Linked DNA regions of Mus musculus: region 1 is linked to region 2. A link is a loop called in an ENCODE intact Hi-C map of the cell type or tissue named here. Cell type or tissue: heart. All regions are shown on one strand. Links, peaks and the distances in the headings refer to the core of each region. The heading gives the core; the rest is flanking DNA. Region 1 holds the start of Zfp867 (zinc finger protein 867). Region 2 overlaps Snap47 (synaptosomal-associated protein, 47).

Region 1 (8,659 bases), core at 4,051-6,550, 47 kb after region 2:
ATACCTTTAATCCCAGCATTCAGTAGACAAAGCCAATTAGAGCTCTATGAGATGGTGGCCAGCTTATCTACATAATAAGGCTTTGCTATTTAAAAAAAATTTTTTTTTAGTTTTAAAGAAAAAGTTTGGACAGGATTTTTACTACATAAATGGACATGGCTGGCCAGACAGTGGTGATCCACACCTTTGATCCCAGCATTCAGGAGGCAGAGGTAGACAGATTTCTGTGAGTTAGAGGCTCTAGCCTGGTCTACAGGGTGATTTCCAGGACAGCTGGGGCTACACAAGGAAACCCTGTCTCAAAAGACACACATGGGGGCGGGGAATGGGGGTGGGAGGATGGAGAGATGGCTCAGCAGTTAAGAGCACTGCCTGCTCTTCCAGAGGTCCTGAGTTCAATTCCCAGCAACCACATGGTGGTTCACAACCATCTGTAATGGGATCTGATGTCCTCTTCTGGTGTGTCTGACAACAGCGACAGTGTACTCACACAATACATAAAATAAATAAATCTTTAAACACACACACACAAAACAAAGACAAAGTAAATAGCTAGTGTTCAATAAGCAAGGCCAGATAGCAGAGAAAGTAGAGAAACTGATTTTTCAGTTGTCCTATATTACAATTGTCAAATGTCCATTTTTCAGTGAAGAAACCATAACACCAAAAATAGAGAATGAGAAAAAAGATTTAAGATTAATTATCTTTGAGAAACCAGACACCACAGTCAACAAGTGCTACACTCACTAAATAGGATGTTTTAAATGAGCGACTGACTGCCTTTAATGTGTGTAACATAAAACAGACAGCTAATCACATAGGGAAAACTTCTAGAATTAAAATGCAAAATAGAGAAATTCATAATTACAGTTAGAGATACCAAACTACTCTTTATCAATAATTGACAGCTCTAAATGGACAGGAAAGCAGTAATGGTAATAGTGTTATTCAACAACATCAGGCAGGATTTCAGTGTTATTTCTGGAACCCTTTAGTCAACAGCAAAACTAAATGATAGACCAGATCTGAGTGAGCAAACACACAAAGTACTCAATGAACATGGAAGCATTAAATAGTGAGCAGTAACAGAAATGCTGTTAGAAACCTCCGAACTGGAAATTAAATCACAAAGTGCCAAATCACACGTGGACAGATGACAGAGAGTCATCTGAAGGAACCCGACTAGTTCAAGGAAAAGAATCTTAAATTGTGGAATACAGTATAGCCAGTACACAGGAAAAGTTTAAAGTTTAAATTGTGGAATACAGTATAGCCAGTACACAGGAAAAGTTTAAAGTTTAAATTGTGGAATACAGTATAGCCAGTACACAGGGAAAGTTTAAAGCATCAAATTCACTTCCAGAAACGTGGGTCTTCTACAACAGTAGTATACACTTTTAACAGCAAAGCATCACTCCAGCTCCCTTTTGATTTGATTGCGACTCTATTGGCACCTCCTCAGTTTCCCTGGGTTGTTGATACAGGGCTCCCTTGTTCTTCATTCTTCCATTCCTAGCACCCAATCAGGGAGCTGTCAGCTCCTGTAACTCCAGTTCCAGGAGGACCTGAAACCTTCTTCTGGCCTCCACAAGCACAATACTGGTGCACAAACTCTTGCATGCACATAATCAAAATAATTTAAATTTAAAATAAATGATATGTCTTTAACAAAAAAAAAAAAAAAATGGGCCAGGGATACATGAGACCCTGCCTCAAGAAATAAAACAAAATTAATAAAAGCTAGGCAGGATGGTGTATATCTTCAACCCCACAGAAAGTTCCAAGAAATAAATACATCAATTAATTGGGCTAACAAAATGGTTCAGAAGGTAAGGAAGGCATTTGCTCTATCTAATGCTGATGGTATGATTTCAATTTCTAACTCTACACCTGTTCTCAGACTTCACACACACACCTTGGCATGCAGGCTGTATTGTGGCAACTTGACACAAGTTAGATTCATAAGAGAAAAAGGAATCTCACTTGAAAAATTGGCATTGTGAGATCCAGCTGTAAGGCATTTTCTCAATTAGTGATCAATAGGAAAGGGCCCAGCCCATTGTGGGTGATGCTATCCCTGGCTGGTAGTTCTGGGTTTTATAGGAAAGCAGGCTGAGCAAGCCATATGAAGAAAGCCAGTAAGCAGCACCCTCCATGGCCTCTGCATCAGCCCTGCCTCCAGGATGCTGTTCTGCTCGAGTCCTTGTCCTGATGTCCTTCATTGAAACACAGTGTATAAAAGGATAAGCAAAATAATCCCTTTCCATTCCAACTTGCTTTTTGGTGGTATCTCATTGCAGCAGTAGAAACCCTAACTTAGACACATGCAAACAAACTCACACAAATAAATAATAAAAATAGATCAAATGAAAATAATGCATTATAGCAAAAACTAGCTATTTGTGAACATGATTATAATTGACAAATCTATACTTAGGTTTAAAAAAAGAGAAGATAAAAGAATTACTTAGAAGATCATTTTCAATCCTATCCTCCAGACACTCAGTTCTGTTTTTTGAGACAATGTTTTATATATATTAGTCTGGTAGCACATCCTTCTAATCCCAGTACTCTCAAGGCTGAGACAGGCGATTCTGAGCTGGAGGCCCACCTGTTGGTCTACACAGCAAGTTCCAGGCCAGTTAATGCTACATAGCAAGACCCTATCTCAACAACAACAAAGCCAACTTAGTAATTTACAAGTTCATCTAACGTACTTTGTGGAAATGTATTCATTTTTACAACAACGATGGGAAACTAAAGTTTTCTCAATTGTGAGTCTAGGCCCATATGACACCCCCTGACTTGCCCCAATCAAAACATCCCAGAAATGTTACTGCTTATGCTAGGGGAAGCAAAGAGTTAAAAAGAAATCAGAGGAAGTGAAGCTCTACTTTTTGTTGTTGTTGAAAACTACTTCTTGCTAGCTTCAAGAATATCCACCTTGCTGAGAGACACAGCTTTAATCCCAGCACTCGGGAGGCAGAGGCAGGTGGATCTCTGAGTTCCAGGCCAGCCTGGTCTACCAAGTGAGCTCCAGGACAGCCAGGGTTACACAGAGAAACCCTGTCTCAAAAGAATATTTACCTTATTCAGCTCTGAGTACAATTCATACTTATTGAAAAGCTGAGATTCAAATAAATGTGCAACGATCTCAAGGTGATGACTATAAAAAAGGGGGCAAGTCCTGAAGACCAGACAGACCTGTCAGGATCAAGTGCCAAAAAAGGCTGTTCCCTCACCCTAGTGCTGCTGAAAACCTCACCAGCCACACCTCGGGAGACCCTGGACTGACTCAAACACAGTGTCAGCTTCTGCCCCACTGCGCGCTGGAGGTTTTCTTTCTAATCCCTTGAGAGAAGGTTTTCTCCCCTAACAACTGAGAGACTGGAGATGGCAGGAAGTGCTGCTCTGAGGCCCACATTCACCAGCACCTAACTAAACAATGATTCCTAGGAGTGGAGCTAAGCTTAGAGGGAGACAATGTCCCTAAGAATTAACTACGGAGCTGGAGAGACGACTCAGCGGTTAAGAGCACTGCCTGCTCTTCCAGAGGTCCTGAAGTCAATTCCCAGCAACCACATTGTGCCTCAACCCATCTATAATAAGATCTGCTGCCCTTTTCTGGCCTGCAGGCATACATGCAGGCAGAAGATGTATACACAATAAATAAATCCTTTAAAAAAAGGGGGGGGGGCTGGCGACATGGCTCAGTGGGTAAGAGCACTGACTGCTCCTCCAAAGGTCCTGAGTTCAAATCCCAGCAACCACATGGTGGCTCACAACTACCCGTAATGAGAGCTGATGCCCTCTCCTGGTGCATCTGAAGACAGCTACAGTGTACTTATGTATAATAATAAATCTTAAAAAAAAAGGAGGGGGCTGGAGAGATGGCTCAGCAGTTAAGAGCTCTAACTGCTCTTCCAGAGGTCCTGAGTTCAATTCCCAGCAACCACATGGTAGCTCACAAGCATCTGTAATGGGATCCGATGCCCTCCTCTGGTGTACTGAAGACAACAATAGGGTACTCATATACATAAGTATTTAAAAAACAAGGAAAAAAATGAACTATTGAGATGAGGACTATTCGATTGCTCCAGCTCCAGGTCCTCTAGCTGCTCCTCGAAGAGGTTTCACCCCAGATCTCAGGCTGCTGTCTAAGTGGATGATGAAAGGTCAACTTTAGGCTAGGACATATGGCAGCTATAAGAAATTTGTCAGCATCTGGCAGTTCTGAACCTGGGACCATTACTAATAGGAAATGAAAAAGATATTGTGTCAATTTCTATTTATTTAGCAACGAAAATAAACAGTAATGGTTGTCACTTTTAAAACCTTTTACAGTAGAAGTTGGCATTTGAAAATACTGGTACTGAAACTGTTGGGGGCGGGGGGCACTGCAGAGATGGCTCAGTGGTTAAGAGCATTTGTTGCTCTTGAAGAAAGCTGGATGGAGTTCAGTTTCCAGCAACCACTTTGGGGCAGCTCATAACCGCCCATACCTTTAGCTCCAGGGAATCTGACACCGTCTTCTGACTTCCTCAGACACCCACACACGTGTGTGTATCCACATACAGCCACAAATAAAGGCGGGATGACCGCCTGGCATCCCGGCCTTCACTCTGCCGCTGAGGGCACAGAGATAAGTTATGGTCCTTAACCTGCAGTCACCCAGGATTCATGGAAGGACAGCCCTTCACAGAAGCAGGAGCTATCTCCAGAGAAACACCTAGTCCCCTTCAGGTCTCAAATGAGCGGAGACAAAGATGGGCGGGGCCCACCTTACATTAGGCTGCTGTGTTTAAGCTTTTTTTTTTTTTGGTCTGGCCTTCCTCTATTTAAGCCTAAAGCTCCTGTCCAAAGATCAATTGGGGTAGGAGTGTCCTAGACCCTTCATCTGTCCCGCTTCTACGGTGCCCGCACTGACGAAATCTCTCTCGGCTTTTTCCTACTAACCAACCATCGATGTCCTGAGACTAGCGGGGGGACGGCCCTAAAGACTGGAATTTTGGGACTTCACTGTGAACACGGGGGCGTGGGACAGGCAGGCGAAGAGTAAATAGATTGAGACCCCACTTTCCAAGACTCGGGAAAGCCCAGCCATGGCTGAAGGGCGGGAACCCACAACCAAGAAGCCAGCGTCCCAAGTCCTAAGGTGGGTCGGCCATGACGCCCCAAGTCCTGAGGTGAGTCGGTCAGGCCGCCGCGAGGGCAGATGGGAAGCGAGGGGACCCAGGACACCCAGGACACCGGACAGCACCGGGATCGGGCCGCAGACACCAGCTACGGAGGCCTTCCCTGCGGCTGGTACTGGTTGGCTGTAGCCAGCGTCGGCCGGAACGCTCACCATTTCCGAATTTCTGCTGTCCCGCATCGTCGTCGTCTGCACCTCATAAGGACGCTAGCTACAGCGGAGCCACCATACACAACTGTGAGCCAGACATAGAACCTGAAGAAACGGAACCTGAACAAGAACTAAACAGTGAAAAGAACCAAACACCGCGAGAGTAAAGCATCCTGCCCCGCCCCTCCGCTCGAGCTGCGGCCTGATTGGACAATTCCACTCTGATAGACGAAGGGTTTGGACACGCCCCCAATCCTTGAGTGATTAGGGATGTAATCTAACCTTTGACAGAGAGATACTTACGGGACAAGATTTGTTTGCACTCTAGCAATGGCCCTGCCAGGACAGGACACACTTGTACTTTACCTACAGAAACATATCCATGGAACAATAACATATAGATAGATAGATAGAGAGAGAGATAGAGATAGAGATAGATAGATAGATAGATAGATAGATAGATAGATAGATAGATAGATATACACATATACATACACACACACACATATGCTATTTACAACTGGAAATTCCTAACATGACAATTATTTGAAATTTTTATTGTGAATACATTGAGACAGGGAGGGTCTCGTGTAGCTTGCCTCAAATACAGTTCAGGCCAGCCTTGAACCCCCGGATCTGCTTGCCTCCATCTTTGGAGTGCTAGAAGGACATGTGTGCTATTATGCATCACTGGGGATCCTGCTAAGGACTTCTTGTATTCTAAACAAGGACTCTGCCAACTGAGCCAGAGCCCTCATTTTTAAAAATTTAGATGTCATAATCTTCCTAGCTTGAGGACTGTAATGGCTATTGTTGGTTGTCACCTTGGCTACGTCTAGAATCAACTAAAACCCGAGAGGCTGGGAATGCTTGTGAGCGATTTTTCTTGACTGGATCATCTGAGGTTAGAGGACCTACTCTAACCCTGAAGCACACCTTCATGACAGGCTATATGATGCAATGTGGAAGAAGGAAGCTCCTGCTCCTTACCTGCTTGTCTCCCCTCCCATTGGCAAGTCTGTCTCCCCTGCCACCAAAGCATGCCTTTGCTGCTATTAGAATCTACTTCTTTAGGGTTCCAGTGTCTACTGAGGACCAACAGAGACATCCGTCCCCATGGGTTGCCCACAGCTCTCTGTTGGGGGACAGCTAGTATCGAACTAGCTGAACCACAGCCTGTAAAGCACTCTAATAAATTATATATATACTATCAGCTCTGTTCATCTAGAGAGCTCTGGCCAAAACAAGGAGCTAGCCTGAGCTTTAAAAGGGAAGGCACTCCTCTAAGATAGCAATGTTGAATAGAAGTTTTGTTTGTTTGGTTTTTTTTTTTTTTTTTTTTTTTTTTTGGTTTTTCGAGACAGGGTTTCTCTGTGTAATGTTGGCTGTCCTGGAACTCACTCTGTAGACCAGGCTGGCCTTGAACTCAGAAATCCGCCTGCCTCTGCCTCCCAAGTGCTGGGACTAAAGGCATGCGCCCCCACTGCCCAGCTTCGAATAGAAGTTAATGAAGGGCCACATCTATAATTTTTTTTTAAAGGGTGAAGCACTCCAATGCCAATTTATTTTAATCGGGCTCTGTGTTATCTATGGTTTGCCTCTTTCCCTTATAATCGCACAACCTTTGAAAATTACATAAGTTGTAATGATCTAATACTATTAATAGCCATTCAGAAAAAAAAGTCCCCTCCCGCCCAACAACCATCCAGGGGAAATTTAAAGTCCTCATTAGAGGCCAGCTCAACACGGCCTCTACCCTGGTAGAAATAAAAATAAAAAAGATGAGGAGAAAACAAATCGGCTAAGAGGTGTGTTGCCAGTGTCTTTCAGGAGTGGGGCCCTGGCTGTTGCCTGGGTGGTGAAAGGCAGAGCCTGCAGCCTGCAGGACGGCAGCCGGGCGGCCTCACAGCTACATCTTCCTCACCCCGGCACAGCCACAGCCCAGTTTAGGTGTCTTGAAAATCCTTTAGCAGGGTTCTTCTCTGCTGCTCTGCTATGTGCATCTGGTTTTCTAAGTCCCCTCTGTCGTAGCTGTCTGCACGCTCAACTTTCCATGAAAGGTTTTCGATCTCAGCTTCCAGCTGAGCCTGCTGGTATTCAAACAGCTTCTTCCTGGGACCGGATTCCATGTAGTATGCATATGGATAGGTGTACTGCAGGGTATATCGACACTTGGCTAAGAGCTTGGCGGCATTCTGTAGGTACTGCCAGTCAATCCAAGTTCCCAGGTTGTTCATAACCCTCTCCTGAATCTTCTCATGAATCCGCTGGTATGTTTGTGCCTCCAGCTGCAAGCTTTTGTTGTGATTTTCCCACCTCTCAAAATAGAACAAGTACTTCTTGAGGGCCTCCCTGGCCTGTGCTTGCTGACTCTGGTTGACAGTGTCAGGATTCTCCTTGTACCGACTACATTCATAGTACTCACTACCATGCGTCTTCCAGTCTCCTAGACACATCCAGCAGAAGTCGTGCTTACACTTGGAGCATTGCATGTGATTACAGCCTCCATTCTTCTCGATGCAGATGTTGCACTTGGGACAGTCTTTAGTGTGAGCACTAGTGTAGTTAGCTGTTTCGGAGTTGTCTGCACACTTGGTGAGCCATTTCCAGATTGTGGTGCAGTCTGTGGGGGCATGATACATCTGTCGACACTTGAAACAGAAGACCTCGTTGCACCGATTGCACTGCACTCGGCGGGCTCTAGGCTCCTGTACCCGGATAACCATGGGGCAGTCTGCACCGGGGCACAGCTGGAGTTGGCAATGGCTCTCCACATAGTCCTTAAAGAGGTAGCGCCTGTATTTATCTCTCAATTCTTCATTGGGAAGCAAGGGAAATACAAAGTCCTCTGGTGTTCGAAGTGGACAATCCTGAGCCATACATGAGATTCCTACACTAACACCATCTTTGACAAGCACTGAGCAATGCTGCTCCCAACAGCTTTGGCAAAACTGATGTTGGCAGGCCAGAGAGAGCAGGTTTTCCTTCCACACAAATTGCATACACACTGCACAGTGGTGAGGGGGATGGGCTGTGGGGACATGTTTGGATGGATTAGGTTGAACTCGAGCCTCAACAAGCAGCTGAGCAGAATTAGACCTGTACCTGTCCAGAATCTCTGAGACTTGCCAGTGGAAATTAACTAATATAAGTTTTGCAACTGAATGAGATACCTTTAAGACAGAGGCTAAGCTGGTCATATGTTCATGGAGGGCGCCCTAAGACTCCTTATAGGTCAAGCAAGTGAACTGATACTCTTCGGGATCAAAAGCATCAGCCCCCTGCTGCTCCACATCACTGGCTACTCCACATAGT
Region 2 (8,659 bases), core at 2,388-4,887:
TCTTAAGAGAAGGGCCTATAATTCACACATGTTTACATTTTTAAGGATGTGGCATATAAAACACAAGAACTATAGAACCCTGGTGAAATATACATATCACCAGGAAATGTGGGGACAGTTGAGCTATTCCACAGAACACTGTGGTTCCAGAGAGCACAGGAAATGGCCAGCTACTGGAGCCAAGTGGTGCTGCATGTACAAGCCTGCCCCAGCTTGTGAGTCAGAACCACCCACCCTGTGGTCAGGCAGCATTCAGCTCAATGGGACAGTTCTGCAGCTCATACAAATCCACATACACCTGTGTGTTGGGTAATCTCTGCACCCAAGACAGGACAACTGGCAGTAACAGTGCAACCAGCCCAGTGTAGTGGGTCCTGGTGGCTACCACGTGCCACCCGTTCTTTATTTAGGAGCAACTCCAGCCACAAACTCAGAACTTCATAGCCCAGAGAAGGTCTGCAACTGAAGTCTTATATTTCCTCTTCCCTACAATACGAGGTACCCCACATAAAGAGCAGCAGCCAAGCCGGGTGTGGTGGTGCACGCCTTTAATCCCAGCACTCGGGAGGCAGAGGCAGGCGGATTTCTGAGTTCCAGGCCAGCCTGGTCTACAGAGTGAGTTCCAGTACAGCCAGGGCTACACAGAGAAACCCTGTCTCGATAAACCAAAAAAAAAAAAAAAAAAAAAAAAAAAAAGAGCAGCAACCAAGTGCATTTACTAGGCTGGGAAGAAAGAGGGGAACACTGAGTTTGACAAGCACCCCCTCCAGTGGCTCTCACCCTCCTCTCAGCTAGGCAAGGTAGTGCAGCCTGGAGGTCACCGCTGCACACTAGAAAAAGAGAGAAAAGGGGATACACTTAGGGGAGCTCTCACTGGGTCTGAGGGCAGGGACCGAAAAGATCAGTCACTAAGACATGCCTGTCTTTCCCAGGTGCTTCAAACACAGCACAAAATCTCCTTCTCTTTGAATCTCTTCCAGCAGTCTTAAAAGGCATCCCTCCTGAGAAAGGCACACCCTTAGGAGGAAGACAGGCAGGATGAGGACAGCCCGTGAGATTGGTAGATAAACACAGAGGTAAACCCCTTCACCTCACACACACTGCACACTTCAGTGTGTAAACCCAATCTACCAAGTAGCTGAGTTAGAACCGTCACTGGGACAGTGGTTTTCCTACTGCATTCTCAACAAAACTGCGTCCAACAAGCCAAACTGATTACAAACTCATATTTGCCAGGTACTAATGTGGGGGTGGTAGCTATCAGCCTCCCTCAACCCCAGCTCCTAGGGCTCACTGCTGGCTGACTGGACTTCAACAGCTTCAACAACTGGGACTTTGCTTTAACAAACAAAGCTGAAGCAAGATTCTCCTAATGGATGTTTCTAATGACCCACAGACACATGGAGTCTGGGATGTTTTCCACAAGCTGTGGGGTCAGCTGGGACCCATCTAAGCCACAGAGTGCTCTGCCACCTCCAGGGCTGATTGCTGACTCGCTGATCCATGTTTTGAAACATCTGAGAAGAATTACTGTGGCTCTGGGCAGGATGGTTTCTATCTCTTCAGTCACTAATGATCTGTTTAATAAAAGTGAGCAAGAACGGCTCCTGCAGCAAGGCAGTGAGAGTACAGGGACAGAGCTGTAAGATGGCCTGAAGGGAGGTCAGCTGGCAAAAGGGACAGATGCTATCTCCCCACGGACAGCCCGCTGGCACACAGCTCAGAGTAAAGGCACCAAGACCAACCCAGGCAGACAGATTCCTCTTCTGGGAAATACCTGGCCTCACATTCCTCATCTGCACTTGGAAAGCAGCTCCTCTGGGGGGCTGCAGGCTGCATGAGGCCTGAGCCGAGAGTACAGGTCAGAAAACAAAATGCACATTCATCCCCAAGGACAGGACAGAGCGAGGAGGAAGGGCAAACAGAAGGAAATCATATTCTGTTTCCACACACACCCTATACCTCCATGGTGACTTTGTAGCACAGAGCAATATCAGGCATGGAGACCACAGGTGTGGAAAGGCCAAGTCACTCTCCCTAACCAGCTTCCCAGCCAACCCAGATCAGCACAGTGCAACCCTGAGGATCCTGCCTTTGGACCCAGGAACACCAACACCCACAGTGCCACTCATGTCTATTCCTACAAACCCTGCCCTGGGGCCCAGAGATCGCCATCAGGCAAAATGTATTAACTGTACCATCAGGGACCCTTTGTGAGAATTCTGCCAAACAGCACAGCATTTGCACACTTGAGGTCCTTATCCTATGGTGCTGTCAGAGTCATCGGAGAGGAGGGAACCTCAATTGAGAAAATACCTCCATAAGATTCATTTGTAGGCAGCCTATAGGACAGTTTCTTAATTAGTGATTTAAGGGGGGCGGGGGGAAGTCCACGGTAGGTGAGATTACCCCAGGACTGGTAATCCTGGGTTCTGTAAGAAAGTAGGCTGAGCAAGTCATGAGAAGCAAGCCAGCAAGCAGCATTCCTCCATGGCCTCTGCATCAGCTCCTGTCTCCAGGTTCCTGCCCATTTTGAGTTCCTGTCCTGGCTGCCTTCAATGATGAACTGTTATGTAAGTGTACACAGAATAAGCCCTCTCCTCCCCAGCTTGCTTTTTGCTCATGATGTTTCATCATAGCAATAGACACCATGACTAAGATGGATACCTATATCTAGGACTCTCAAGGGCTTCTAAGCCGTCTTAAAAGACAGTTTGGGCCAAGCTGATCAGATGCCATCTTCTGTCCTCCACTGTGATGTATGGTCGGGGACATGGCGAGTGGCTTCAGGCATAAGTGCTGAGAGCCCTGAGCACTGTCCTACACCAGTGTCTGGGGACGGTCCTTCTGGGCATGTGACAACAGCAAGCAGCAAAGAAAGAGTTAGCAGGGGATGGTGAGATGGCTCAGTGGGTAAGAGTACCCAACTGCTCTTCCAAAGGTCCGGAGTTCAAATCCCAGCAACCACATGGTGGCTCACAACCATCCGTAACGAGATCTGACACCCTCTTCTGGTGTGTCTGAAGACAGCTACAGTGTACTTACATATAATATATAAATAAATCTTTAAAAAAAAAAAAAAGAAAGAGTTAGCAAACAGATGACTCAGAGCACACTATGCGTGTTTTGGTCACAGAATGGGAGGGCACCTTACTGCTGATTTCATCCAGATAAACCATAAAAATGCATGGCCTGTGTACTCCAGCAGGGAGTGTTGCGGTGGGGACTTCTACAGGCTTTTCAGAAACCCACAATCACAGGACCCTGGGGCTCTGGGGACAGAGGGGGCCAGGCAGAGGTGAAGTGAGGTAAGAGATTAGGTACCTGCTATGGGTGCTCCCTGGAGGGACAAGGAGGCATGCTAGCACTAGAAGTTGACAACAGAGCAGATTTGGGGTTGGGGCAGCATAGGACTCTAATGTTAAAACCCAGAGTTCATATGCTGCAAACTTCAGGACACTCTGAAACAGTCTGTGCACAAAATCATTGAAAAAAATGTATAAAATCACCCTTGGCCTGTGTGCCTAAAGCAGATATGAAGCAGCAGTGAATTCCACATGCAGACTTGAGCTCTGTTATTTCATTACTGTTCACAAATATTCCACAATCTGAAACTCCAGAGTCTGAGATACCTGTTACCACATGACACTGAACAAAAGACAATGACCTGTATGTATTGTTTTCAACCTATTTTAAGCTCACAAGTCTTTAAGGATGATCTGAGGGGGCAACAGCATCAAGCTGTGCTCTTCTCAGATACCATGGCCAATCTTCCTGCTCTCCAGGCCCAAGCCCTTGATACTGGCAGCCTGTGGCCCGCAGGAAGCATTCACTACAGCAGTCTCTGGGGAGCTTCCCTGCGTAAAGTTTAACTCCCGACAGCAAAAGCTCGCCGTGCTTCAAGACTGCCCCTGTGTGTTCACATGCACATAGCACACCTTCAGAAGAGGCTGGGCCTGGGGCCTCAGTCAAGGCTTCCAGTTTCCACCTCCCAGTGGTAAGATAGAAGCTAGCTGAGCACTGCAGCACATGAAGGTGTGGGCAAGGTGCCAACCCTCCCCACCAAGCTGTGGGTAAGAAAACCACCGAGTTCCTACCTCCTTGGAAGCCATCTTCCCCATTAAACCTCAGTACATGTGAGCTTCCTGCACAGAGCAGCCAGCTGGGCACGCCCATGTGCTAGAAAAAAGGATAGTGCCTCCTTCCTACCAAGTATACTCAAAACACTTCCGGGAGTCCCCAGGAGACATAAACAACAGACTGTCACACTCCAAGTGCTCTATTCACCCCATGCAAGTGCCCTGTGATGACCACTTCCTGTGCCCCCTACAAAGAACAGGTCCCTAATAACGCAATCAAATCCCAGCATGCTGTTGCTAGCACTGTGGTTACAAAGAAATCTCTGATTCTGACATCTATAATATGGGAGGTTGGCCTGCATCAGTTCGGGGACTGATCAGGAAGGGGAGCTTTCCCCAAGGTAATGCTATCTGGACATCGAGCCACAGGCAGCCTGTGCACAAGACTAGGCCTTCTGTCACTGGGTGGTCAGCAGAACTCTCACCAAACGAGACCCACTGGATGGATGTCTATCTTGCAATGAACCTATGACTTCATGAGTTATAAAGTCATGAGAGCCCCAGGAATCTCCTTAGGGAAGTTACTTTACTTTTAGGCTATTGTGGCCTCCTCAGTCCTCCCTCCACTGGCATAGCTGCCACCCTCCTAAACATTATAGTGCCTCCTAACTAAAGCGCCCCCTGCCCCAAGCGGAGAGGACAGGCATGCACACATATCATTTCCTCCCTCAGTCCTCCTCCATTGGGACAGCTCTCATCCGGCTACAGTATCACATGCCTACTTACATCATCTCCTTACTCCTGCCTCCACTAGGAGACCCCACTTACTCCTTCTCTGCTTGTGCCTCACGGGTCACTCTTGGTCTTGAGAGGACAGAGCACAGCAGTTTGTTCTCTCACACTGACAGATGTTCTGCTTCGTTTTGTAGCATTTCATCTCTTACATGGAGGCCCTCACTTGGCTGAGCCTAATCCAGGGAAGCTGAACACCATGGGCAACACACACACACACACACATCATGTCCAAATGGACTACCCCTATCCTGGGCCTTGGTACTATGTTCTGCTGCCCCACTGACCCAATGCACAGTACCTGAACCTGAAAACTCAGCTCTGTGTCCAAGAATTCAAGGACGCAGACCTCTACAGTGTACATCTGGGTAGTGGCTGAAAAGACCCAACGTGATGCCAAAGGATAGTGGTAGGCTGGTAGGGGCAGGTCAGGGTAGATGTGGATCACACAGAATGCATCTGAGAGTGCCGCTTCCTGAATTAAGCTGAGGAGAGGCAAGGGCTAGAGACTTGAAGGTTCTTTTGGAAGGCTCACCCAAGCCCTTCGCTGTTGTTCAGAGATGCTCTGAGTGTGTCTCCCAAAAGTTCATATGCTAGGTGCGCTAAGTGATGCTGAGAAGGGGTGGTGCCTTGAAGGGGCAGAGCCTAGGCGGAGGTCACCAGGTCATATGGAGACTGTCTTTAGGAGGATTGTGGGATCTTAGTAAGTTTCTGAGAGAGCTAGTTGTAGCAAAGGAACAAGCCTGTCTCCGCAATCTCTTCAGCATCCTGTCCTGTTAACTATTCTTAACATGGTGCTATCTGCCATGTGACCCTCTTAGCAGAGACCAAACAAATGGAGCTGTCCAATCTTGAACGTTAAGCTTTCAGAATGTAAATTACCTAATCTTTCCTTTATATAACACCTAGCTTCTGGTATCTTAGTTTTCTATACCACAAGGAAAGATCCAATCAAGCTGGGCAGTGGCGGCGCACACCTTTAATCCCAGCACTTGGGAGGCAGAGGCAGGAGGATCTCTGTGAGTTTGAGGCCAGCCTGGTCTATAGAGTGAGTTCCAGGACAGCCAGGGCTATAGAGAAACTCTGCTTCAAAAAACCAAAAAACCAAAAAAAAAAAAAAAGGAAAGACCCAATCTACTTATCTAGAGAAAAGATTTAACCTAACTCATGGTTCTAGAGGGTCCCAGTCCAACGTCAAGTGGTCCCTAATGCTGTGCACCTGTGGTGAGGCAGGACACCACAACAGGAACAAAACTACTCACTGTATCACTAGCAAACAGGAGGAGAGGGAAAACGTCTAAGAAAGTCTTTCCTTCTAAAGGCCCCACCATCTCCTAAGAGTGCCACCTTGAGAGGTAAGCCTTTGGGAGACATTCAAGAACCAAGCCCTGCCCTGAAACCTAATTATCTGTCAAGGGCAGGTGTAAGTTGGCAGTCTGGAAGGGTTGTTCCAGCCTGTGACTGCCTGCGAGCTGGAGCCAGCAGCTGCTGATTGATGGGCCTGCTGAACACGAATCACAGCATGCTGAGTGAGGCTCTAATTTTGGAAGTGAGCACACGCACTGCCCTGCTGGCCACTCACCTGCATGCCTCTCTGCAGAGGAAGCAAAGACCTTGTTCCTGAGCACTAAGGCGTCTTCCAGGAGCTCAATCTTGCTGCTGAACTGCACTTCTAAGATGGGAATGACCTCTGGCATCTTGGCAGATATCAGCTGGTAAGCCACGTCTGGCTTCCCAATGAAGCGCTGGCGTATGCTGACCTCATAAGGAGAGTGAACCTTGATATCATCAACATCTTCCTTCTCAAATCTGTGCAGGAGCAACGAGCAGGAGTCATAGATTTCCAGAGCGGAGACCAGGACAGTGAGCTTTCCCAGCTTGGAATGAGACTCTGCTCTCTCAGAAATAATAGCAGGGACCGTGATCACAACCCCTTCCTTTCCAAAGGGCTCACAAGTGGAAGACACACCTTCCTTGAGATTTTCTTCTGCCGGCATCTTCCAAAACTTAGAGCCAAAAGGCCACCAGGAAGGTGTCTCCAATTCTGTCAGCAATCTAAGGGAACAAAGAACACACAGAAACCAGGGAGTTTTAGTTTAAGGGTTTTTGTTTTGTTTTGTTTTGTTTTGTTTTTTCCAAGACAGGATTTCTCTGTGTAGCCCTGGCTATCCTGGAACTCACTCTGTAGACCAGGCTGGCCTCGAACTCTGAAATCCGCCTGCCTCTGCCTCCCGAGTGCTGAGATTACCACTACCCAGCTTTAGTTTAAGTTTTAAGGTGTACTGCCGTTGCTGTTCTCAGCAGACTGCTGTAATCTCTGCAGAGCATGTTACCATTCTATAGTCAATCTTCCCCAACAAGCACTCACAAAGCAGAAAGAGCAAAGGGTGTGGGCTGAGGCTTGGGGTGGAAGCACACCTGTCTACATGGGAGCCAGCTAACCAAAGATACCACACACATGTGCACATAATTAATGTTGTTTTTCCACCCTGTGCCTTGACCTGGAGAATTCTGACTCAGAATCCATCCACAAATTCATCAACCCACCAATCTCTACTGGGCTGTTAGCTACAGCTTTCTGCAGCATGTCCAAAACAACTGGAGGCACACGTAGCTACCAAACACTTTATATATAGCCATGCCAACTAAGAAACCCAATTCTTAATTCAATTAAGTCATTGTAGAGCTGGGAAATCAAATTCAGGTCCTCATGTACAGCAGGCAAGAGCTCTATCTCTAAGCCACTTCCCAGGCCAGTATAATTCAGTCAGTGACTACTACACTGCACAGCACAACTGTAACACCAAGAAACATATCCAGTGCATCAACAGAAGAAAAGTGGAGGCAGGAAGGAAAAGGCAAATACTGGAAAGAACAAACAGCAAATGAACATAAGGCAGAATTAAAGAGTTAAATCAACCCAGGACAGCATCAGTCTAAAAGCAAATGAACCAAGGTAAGAGACACACTGTCAGTTTGAAAGGGACAAGAGACAGCTATATCGTGTTCACAAAACACTGTAAAAACAAGAAAGAACAGATACAGAGAAGAGAAAGAATGAAAATGTACACATCAAACACAGGACGCTAACAGTGAATGGGTGCTACTGCTATGGTAAGAGAATCCACCCGACAGGGAGACTTAACAATCAGCATCTATACACCAAACAACACCGCTTCAAAGTTCATGAAGCAAAAAACTGACAAAGGTAAAAGAAAAAACAATCACAGTTGTAGACTTCAACAGTTACATTTCTTTCAATGACTGATAGGACAAGACGACACACACTCAGTAAGAACTTAGGAGTTTTGGAGAGTGTTATGGCAGCTCAGCCTGACTGAGAACAGCATCACCAGCATCTGCTGAGTGTACTCTGCTCTCAGCTGGACACAGACTGCTGACAGGAATGCAGCTAGGTGCAAAGGCAAAGGTCCAAAGGACAATTACAAATCTGAAAATATTTACAGATTAATGCATTCTGAAGTACATGTACCAAAAAATGCAAAAAGGAAATCAGAAAATAGTTAAAGGGGCTAGAGCCATGGCTCAGTGGTTAAGAGCACTTGCTGCTCTTGCAAAGAAGCTGGGTTCCTTTCCCAGGACCTACATGGTGGTTTACAACCAACTATAACTCCAGTTCCAGGAGATCGGACACCTTCTTCTGCCCTCCAAGAGCACAAGTATGCATTCGATATACATACACAGACAAAATATTACTATATATAAAAACAAATCTTTTTTTTTAAAGAAAGCATTTTTTTTAAAAGAAAGTGAATAATACTGAAAAT

The links. Hi-C counts contacts between places; a loop is a spot of excess contacts. Peaks named below come from ENCODE experiments on the same cell type or tissue, not always from the same donor. Only the 100,000 strongest peaks of a DNase experiment are listed, where the experiment ranks them.
Region 1: it touches region 2 in a loop (1.9-fold over the local background); 7 of 42 quality-filtered maps call a loop at or near these places.

Annotation. Positions count from the first base shown.
Region 1 is chr11:59,466,994-59,475,652 of GRCm38, forward strand. It overlaps Zfp867 (zinc finger protein 867), which reads right to left and starts at 5,481. Exons shown (of 4, transcript NM_178417.3): 1 at 5,348-5,481. The coding sequence starts at 5,374. It also overlaps the pseudogene Gm12263. In heart, for the core only: no CTCF peak of the experiment used is centred there; a DNase peak (open chromatin) is centred at 5,528; H3K4me3 peaks cover 1,445 bases; H3K27ac peaks cover 998 bases.
Region 2 is chr11:59,421,888-59,430,546 of GRCm38, forward strand. Snap47 (synaptosomal-associated protein, 47) reads right to left here. Exons shown (of 5, transcript NM_144521.3): 3 at 6,454-6,926. Among named protein-coding and RNA genes, the nearest start is that of Snap47, 24 kb to the right of the region's middle. In heart, for the core only: a CTCF peak has its summit at 3,919; no DNase peak of the experiment used is centred there.